Regions from separate parts of the Homo sapiens genome. Here region 1 is linked to region 2. A link is a loop called in an ENCODE intact Hi-C map of the cell type or tissue named here. Cell type or tissue: PC-3. All regions are shown on one strand. Links, peaks and the distances in the headings refer to the core of each region. The heading gives the core; the rest is flanking DNA.

Region 1 (4,753 bases), core at 474-4,473, 410 kb before region 2:
AAGTCAAAACTCAACAGAGGACTCATGGTTTCTGATTTTCAGTAAGAAAAAGTTTTTCTGTCTAAGTCCCTCAAATAGCCTGCATTCAATTTTCAATGAGAATATAGTAATAATTGTCTGAGCGCATATTGTTAAACAATTAATGAACTCTATGACAGAATTGGTTCAGAATTTATTATTTTAAAATGTAAGTAAATATAAGATAAACTAAAACTTTGCTTCAAATATTTGCTTTAAGCTGGATTTTAATCAAAACTAAATATCATAATGAGATGCACATTGTGCTGTTATTCATTCTTTTTGTTAACTCAAATGACTTTGAAAACTTAAATAACAGCATGTTCGCTCAACACTGTGCTGATCTCACTTGCTCCCATCTAAGCACAGCCCAACAAGCCGCCATACCCAAACTCTGACAGTTTATTGGGGCATTAAGCAAGGATTTTATTTTACTTTATTACATCTTATCACACTTTTCATTTTTTATTCCACTATGGTAGGCTCATCTTCCTCTCACACTGCCAGAGGCTACCGATCTGTAATACAGCTCAGCTTCAAACCCACTCAAAAGAAGAAAGATCAAATGAGTGAAAATGGAAGCAGACCATAACCATTGCTTCCATTCAAACTCATAAAATTTCTGCACCCGTGGGGGATTTCTTAAGATCCTAAACACAGTCTTCAGGGAAGAACATGAATTATATGTAAGGAGATTTGGTTTCCAATTCTGACCCTGATGTTTACTAGCTGAAAACACTAATATTTCTGGTATCAATATTTCCATATTTACACATTAATAATTGGACTAGATAATATTAGGTCACTTATAGCTTAAAATATTATTCATCAAACAATAAGAGACTGCTTACTTTTTAAGTAAATAATTGTGTACATGCTCTTTGTTCTCAGTGAAATACAAGCAGATTTTTAAGCTCTTGGAATGTTTTGGCAGTAATATCACTTTATAAGTAAATATTTGCTTTTGTGATGGTTAATTTTATGTGTCAACTTGACTGGAGCATGATTGTTCCCAAATATCTGGCTAAACATTATTTCTGGATGTGTCTGAGAGTGTCTCTGGATGAAATTAGCATTTGATGGGGTAGACTGAGTAAGGCAGATTGCTATCCCCAATGCTGGTGGGCATTGTACAATCCTTTGAGGGGCTGAATAGAATACAAGGGTGGAGGACCGCAGAGTTCACTCTCTTTGCCTGACTTATTGAACTGGGACATTGGTCTCTCTTGTCCTTGGACTGGGACTGACACCATCAGCATTCCTGGTTCTCAGGCCTTTGGACTTGGACTTGAAATACACCAACTTTCCTGGGTCTCCAGCTTATGGACAGCAGATTATGGGGCTCCTCAGCCACCGTAATTATGTGAGGCAATTCCTTATAATAAATCTCTTACTAGATATACAGTTGACCATTGAACAATGTGGGAGTTAGGTGTGCTGACTGCTCCCCATGCAGTCAATAATTCATGCACAAATTTTTACTCCCTAAAAGCATAATTACTAATATCCTACTATTTACTGGAAGCCTTACTCATAACAAAACAGTTGATTAGCACATATTTTTATGTTATATGTATTATATACAGTATTCTTACAAAAAAGTGAGCTAGAGAAAAAAGTTATGAAGAAAATTATAAGGAAGAGAAAATATATTTGTTGTTCATTAAATGGAAGTGGATCTTCATAGATGTCTTCATCCTCATTGTCTTTAAATTCACTAGGCTGAGGAGGAGAAAGAAGAGGAGGGGTTGGCTCTGCTGTCTCAGGGGTGGCAGAGGTGGCAGAGGTGGGGGGTGGGGCATGAAAGAGAAGGCAAGAGAGGTGGGTATACTTGGTGTAACTTTTATTGAAAAAAATTCACATATAAGAAAACCCAGGTAGTGCAACCCCATGTTGTACAAGGAACAATTGCATCTATGTATATATGTGTATGTGTATAAATATAGATACCGATATTAAGAAAGAGATATATCAATAGGATATATATGTGTGTATATAGACATACATAGTATATATCTAGAAAGAGATATATCCAATCAGATACATACTGTTAGTTCTGTGTCTCTGGAGAACCCTGACTATATATTTTTTTTCCAAAAAGTGGACTTTTCAAAACTAATGGCAAATTCTTAATTCCTTATATTGGATTATACATTTTTCATGTCATTCAAAACAATTTTGCCTATATTACCTTGTTTTTTATTTATTTTTTCCATTTTTTAAGAAATTTGGGACTCACATGATATAACTGTTAAAAATCAACATCTTATTATGACATATAGTATATGTGCATAAATATTACTTTGCAGTTTAATAATAGATGTAATGAGAACCCTTTTATTGTTACTATCACACAGATGAAGTACTAGACCATTCCCGGAGGTCTTCCTCTGTCCCTTTTCTGTGCCAATTATCAGTTAATTTCCTCACACTTTCAATCAAACCCACCCTGTTTTATCTGCTCTGCCACAAGGAAGTTTTAAGCATTTTTTTCTTTGCTGCAAGCACAATATTAAGCGATGTCAATAGAGGGCACTGGAAGAACTTCGTGGGAGGAAGGGACTTCTGATTCCAAAGGCCAAGAAGCCTTTGGCTTCTTGCTCCTACTGTGTGGTTTGTAAATATGTGCCACCCTGATGATGAGAGGATTCTGAACATGGTGGTTCCTGGACTCCCTCTTTGCATTTATGAGCCAATGTTGGCCTTGGCCTTCCTGTACTCCAGAGGGGTTGTCCAGTGATTGTGGGCTAACTTTGGCTTGGAAAACTTAGTAAGGTTACTATCTTGTGGGATGCAACTACACCTTCTCCAACGATGAACCCAGTCTTGAGAAGGGGTACTCCTTTCCAAGTCCGTCCTTCCATAACTACTCTCCCTCAACCCAACAGTATTCTTCAGAATTCTGCCTACATATCTATAATTACTCCTCTGGTATAGCTCTTTAGATCCCGACTGACAAACCTTGAAAATCAAAATGCCTTTCCCAATTACCCTCAAGGCAGCCACTATTCTGACTCATTTATAAAGATTGTCTTGATTTCCTTTATAGTTTTGTCACCTACGAATATATTTTTAAACAACATAGTTTCATTTTGCCTTTTTTAGAACATTATGTAAACTCAGTCTGTAATCGTTTTTATTTATTTTTTGTTCAAAATGATGTATTCTAGAAACCCTAATGTTGCTGTATATATGGTCTGCTTTATTCACATACCCCCAATGTATTTTCCATGGATTGTTGCCAGTGTTTGACAAGTATGAGCAATTGCATATATATATATATATATATAATTATATGATACATATTATTATATTTTATATATTATATATGTATTGTATATAATATATTACATATATATAATTTTTTAGAGTCAGGCTCTCACTCTGTAACTCAAGCTGGAGTGCAGTGGTGCAATCATGGCTCAATGAAGCCTCAAACTCCTGGGCTCAAGCAATCCTCCTGCCTTAGCCTCCTGAGTAGCTAGAACTACAAGCATGCACCACCACTGAAAAATTGCCTTTTAAACACTCTTTTACTTATTGCAAATCACTGTTTTTATCTCTATGAACTATGTGCAGGGGTGAAATTTCTGAATCAAAAGGAATACATTGTCAACATTTCTAGATTATGGAATATGGATTACCAAAGAGGTGATACCAATGTATTAATACAATCCCTCCAGCCATACAGAATTCTTGTAGCTCTATATCCTTGTTAATACATTTTAATATTAAGAAAAATGCTATTATTTAGTAATAAGTACTGAAGTTTAGCACCTTTATACATATTTATTGGTATTTTGACTTCCTCTATGGCAAAATAGAGCCTGTATTAAGCCTTAAAAGCCTGTTTTAAGTCTTTTAAACATTTTTTTATTGGGATGTCTGATTTTTCAAAGTTTTCTTCATACAAAATCTGGATAAAAGTTCTTCATCAGCTGTACGTGTTGCAAATTGCTTCTTCTGTTCTATGGCTTTTTACTTTTCTTTTTAAATGGTGTCTTTTGAAGAAGAAAAAATTATGGCTATAATTTTAACAGCGTTGAATTTATTAATCTTTTTCTTCATGGTTACTGCTTTTTTTCGTTTTGTTTAAGAAATCCTTTCCTATAAAGGACATTAATATATTCTTCCATATAATCTTCAAAAAGCTTTATGGTTTTGCCTTTCACATTTTGGTTTTTAATCTACCTGAAATTGATTTTTTATATGGCATGAATGCTTTTGCTATTACGCCATAATTTGTAAAAATCCAATGTACACAAGGTCACCATTAACATCTAAAGTTGTGGTGAAGTAACCTAGTGTAGAATAATGCTGAATTAAAGGAAAAAAAATTTCTTTTTTAAGAAACCCTTAATTAAGTTGTTACTGACTGCCAGACAGAATAGTAAGTGTTTTACTTACATAACCTCAAAGAAGCTCATTTTACAAATAAACCAATTTAGGGTTGGGAGTTTCAGGTATTTGGCTAAGGTCACGTCATAGTATAAATTTGAACAAGGATTAAAATTTTACAAATTAATTCAGAAAACTTCTACTACTTCTATCTTTCTAGGGATAGAAGTTTTGTGTTTGTGTGTTCCCTCCTTATTTTTTTCTCCTTTCATGACTTTAATATGACATTTGTATTCCTGGAATTATCAACTATCTTTGATTACTACTCCAAGTTTTACCTATATTCAAAGTCACCCAGGCTGGGTGCAGTGGCTCACACCTGTAATCCCAGAACTTT
Region 2 (4,753 bases), core at 390-4,389:
TGTTTTGTGATTGCAATGGAATAAATTTAGAAATCAATCAAGGAAAAAAAATTAGGAAATTCACAAATACATGGATATTGAAAAACATTTAGAAATGTTTAAATAACTACTGGGTCAAAAAAAATCAAAAGGGAAATCAGAAAATACTTTGAAATGAATGAAAATGAAAAAGCATAACAATATTTAATGGGGGTACAGATAGAGTAGTCCTTATTGGGGGACTTATAGCTGTACATGGATATATCAAGAAGAGAAATTTCTAATCCATAACCCAAACTTCCACTCTGAGACACTGAACAAAAGAGCAGAGTAAGCCTAAATCAAGCATAGTAAAGGACATAATAACAATTAGAGCTAAGATTCATGAGAGAATAGAAAAATGATAGACAAAATAAGTGGGCGCAAAATCTTATTTTTGAGAAGATCAACAAATGGACAAACTTTTAGCTAGACTGATCAAGAAAAAAAGTGAATAGAATCAGAAATAAAAGGTTTTTACTACTAATCATGTAGAAATAAAATATCAGGAAGGAATACTATAAACAATTGTATGCCAATAAATTATATAACATAGATGAAATAGACAATTTTTAAAGAAACATACTGATTACTAAAACTGACTCAACAAAAATAAGCAATTTAATAGGACTTACAAGTTAATTGATTAATAATAATATTAGTAACAATAATAAACCTATCATAAAGAAAAAGCCTGACCCAGGAGCTTTCATTACTATCTTCTCCCAGACATTATAAAAAGTCCTTTTACCAACTCTTGACAAACTCTTCCAATGAGTAAAAGAGAAGATAGTATTTCCCAACTCAATTAGGTCATTATTAATCTGAAACCAAACCAGACAAAGACCTCACAATAAATGAAAACTACAGACCAATATCTGTTATGAATATGGGTTCAAATGCTTAACAAAATAGTAACCAAATTTACAAGGCAGTCCTTCATAAAAAGCAGGCTGGAATGCTCAGGCATAGTCTAGGCTACAGTCTTTAGTTATTAAGTCAAACACTATTCTATGTCTTGCTGTAAAGACATTTTATAGATATAGTTTAAGTCCATAATCTGCTGACTTTAGGTAAAATCATCTCAGATAATCTGGGTGGTCTTGAATCAATGAGCTGAGAAGCTTTAAGAACAGAACTGGGGCTTCCCTGAAAAAGAAGAAATTCTGCCTGTGAAATACAGATTCAACCTGCACATGAAAGATTTGACCTGCTCTTCCTGGCCACCTGCCCCATGGACTTCAGACCTTCTTAGCCAGCTCCCACAATTGCACACATTAATTCCTTGCAATAACTCGGTAAACAAATGTCTTCTACTGGCTCTGTTTCTCTGGTTGCACCCTGACAGAATTAGATTTAGATTATTTTTGTTTTCACAAACTACCATAAATCAAATTAATTAGACGACATGTTTCCAGTAACCAGCATACCTGAATTTGAATAATAGTTTAGTTTTTAAGACATGAAATATCTATTTATAAAAAAAGTCAGTTCAGAGAGACGTGGAGTAAAATGGCAGAGTGAGACTCTCCAAAATCATCCACTGACAGAATCATCAATTTGAACAACTATCCATGCATGAGAAAACCTTCATAAGAGCTAAGGAAACAAGATGTGAGTTCACAGTACCTGGTTTAAGCATAATAATGAGTAAAGATTCATTGAAGAAGTTTTACATTAGCTATGTCACCCCTGCCCCAACCCCAGGCAGCACAGCACAGATAGACACCAGCTGCCTGTGGAGAAGGAAATAAAAATAAACCAGGACTTCGCCTTGGAATCAGTAGAGGCCCCACTGCTGTAAAACCGAGTGCTGGGCAGATCCCCAGGCCAGCACCAATGGGCAAAGCCTCTAGACACGTGACAGTGCCAGACAGGAACCTGTGGCTATGGCAAGAGAGAATCAAGATCTAATCCACATCATCACTGGCTGACTACAATGACCTTGAACACTGAACAAACCTCAGTGGCAGGCAGGCCATAGTGGTCACGACCTTAGGTATACCCCAATACTATGCTGGTCTCAGGGATCATGGACTTCGAATGAGACCCAGCACTATGTCAGCCTCAGCAGTTAAAGGATTCCTGCTGCAGAGGTCCTAGGCTTAGGGGGCCCCCTAGTGCTTCAACAACTTAAAGACCTCGCAGTCACCTAACCTCACTTGCGTTGAATCTATGGACAGCACTATTGCCAAAGGAACCTCCCAAAGAAAGCCATGCTGTGAAAACTTGGTTAGGTACCAATATCAATTCACAGACTTTGATGCACAGCCACAGGATTAAGATCAAGTAGGGAAATAAGACATCATAAATGGACAAAATAATGTGACAGTGACTGATCCTAAAGAGATGGTGATGTAGGCACCACCTGAAAAAAAATTCAAAATAACTGTTTTATGGAAACTATGCAAATATGAATAAAATAAAAAGAATTTATAAATTTATCAAATAAATTTTACAGAGATTAAAATAATTTTTTTAAAAAATAACAAATTTTAAAGCTAAAGAATACATGAACAAAATAAAGAAATTGAATGCAGAGCATCAACAGCACAATTGATCAAGCAGAGAAAATAATTTGTGAACTCCAAGACAGGTTAATTGAAAACAAACATTCATAGAAGAAAAATTAAAAAGGAATAAAGAAAGCTTATGGCATTTATGTAATAACAATAACAAGGGCAAATGTATGGGTTATTGGTGATCAAGAGGAAGAAGAGACCAAAGCATAGGAAGCTTCTTTAAAGAAAAAACAAAAACCTTTCAAACCCAGCCAAAGATGTAAATTCCAGGTACAAGAAGGTCAAAGGTTTTCAAGCAGATTCAATCCAAATAAAATTTTACCCATAATGTATAATAATCAAAATGTCAAAGATCAAAGACAAAGAAAGAATCCTGAAAACATTAAGAGAAAGAAAGCAAATATGCCTAACAGCAGAAGCAGATTTCTCAGTAGAAACCTTATTGGCCAGGAAAGAGTGAGACGGTATATTCAAAATGCTAAAAAAAAAAAAAGCAGTCAACCAAGAATACTATACCTAGCAAAGCTGATCTTCAGAAATGGAGAGATAAAGACTTTCCTGGATAATCAAAAGCTAAGGGAGTTAATCATCACCAGTCATGTCTTACAATAAATGCTGAAGAAAGTTCTTCAAGATTAAAGGTAAAGACTCTGACAAGAAACACAGAAACGTCTGAGGGTATATTATTCACTGGTACTCTAGACAAAATGGGCGTTACAGACAATCCAGCAGCTACCAAATGCACATTCTTCTCAATGCCATATAGACCGTTGTGCAGGATAGACTATATGTTAGGACTCAAATTAAGTCTCAGCAAATTTAAGATGATTGAAATCATATCATGTATCTCTTCTGACCACAATGGTATAAAATAGGAAATCAATAACAAGAGGAACTCGGAAACATTACATTACATGGAAAGCAAACAACATACTCCTAAACAACCAGTTTGTGAATGAAGAAATCAAAAGGGAAATTTAAAAATTTATTGTGGCAAATGATCATAAAACTACAACACACCAAAAATAACAAATAACCTTATTTTTAAAAATTGGCTAAAGACCTGAATAGACCATTCTCAAAAGAAGACATACAAATGGCAAACAGGTAAACAAAAAGCTAAACATCACTAATAAGGAAATACAAACCAAGACCACAATTAGGTATCACCTTATCCAAGTTACAATGGCCATTATTAAAAGACAAAAGATAGCAAGTGTTGGCATGGATATGGGAAAAATAGAATCCTTGTACACTGTTTTTGGGAATGTAAATTAGTACCCCCATTATTGAAAACAGCATGGAGCTTTCTCAAAAAAATTAAAAATAGAATGACCATATGATTCAGCAATCTCACTATGGGATATATATCCAAAAGAAAGGATTTGATATGTCAAAGACACATCTGCACTTTAATGTTTATTGAAGCATTATTCACACTAGTCAATGTGTGAAATCAACCTAAGTGTCCATCAATGGAGGAATCAATAAAGAAAATATGGGATATATATACAATCGAATTTTCAGCTATAAAGATTAAGTCCTGCTATTTGCAGCAACGTGGATCAACCTGAAGGACATTATGTTAAGTGAAATAAGCCAAGCATAGAAAGACAAATGCTACATTATCTCAGTGATATGTGTAATCTAGAAAGTTAATCACATAAAAACAGAGGAATGGAGGTTACCGAGGCTTGCGTGGTTATGTGGGGGAAGAGAAATGAAAGACGTTGGTCAAAGGATACATAATTACAGTTAGGAAGAATATATTTCAAGAGATCTATTGTACAACAAGGTAACTATAGTTAATGATTATAGATTGTATTCTTGAAAAATATAAAAAGCATAGATGTTATGTGCTCTTAAAACAAAAGTGATAATTGTATGAGATAATGCATTTGTTATTTAGCTAGATTTAAGCATTTGATAATGTATGTCTTTCAAAACATTACATCATAAATGACCAAAACATACAATGCTATCTGTCAATTTAAAAAACAGTCAGCCGGGTGTGGTGGCTCACACCTGTAATCCCAGCACTTTGGAGGCCGAGGCAGGCCGATCACGAGGTCAGGAGTTCAAGACCAGCCTGGCCAAGATGGTGAAACCCCGTCTCTACTAAAAATACAAAAATTAGCCAGGTGCGGTGGCACATCCTGTAGCCACAGCTCCTCGGGAGGCTGAGGCAGGAGAATCACTTGAACCCAGGAGGC

What was found. Peaks named below come from ENCODE experiments on the same cell type or tissue, not always from the same donor. Only the 100,000 strongest peaks of a DNase experiment are listed, where the experiment ranks them.
Region 1: a loop joins it to region 2, with 4 times the contacts of the local background. A loop is called at or near these places in 6 of 110 quality-filtered maps.

Annotation. Positions count from the first base shown.
Region 1 is chr9:29,283,453-29,288,205 of GRCh38, forward strand. No RefSeq gene overlaps it. Among named protein-coding and RNA genes, the nearest start is that of LINGO2, 72 kb to the left of the region's middle. In PC-3, for the core only: a CTCF peak has its summit at 2,550 (motif pointing right); no DNase peak of the experiment used is centred there; H3K27ac peaks cover 715 bases.
Region 2 is chr9:29,690,086-29,694,838 of GRCh38, forward strand. No RefSeq gene overlaps it. Among named protein-coding and RNA genes, the nearest start is that of LINGO2, 480 kb to the left of the region's middle. In PC-3, for the core only: a CTCF peak has its summit at 2,137 (motif pointing left); a DNase peak (open chromatin) is centred at 2,146.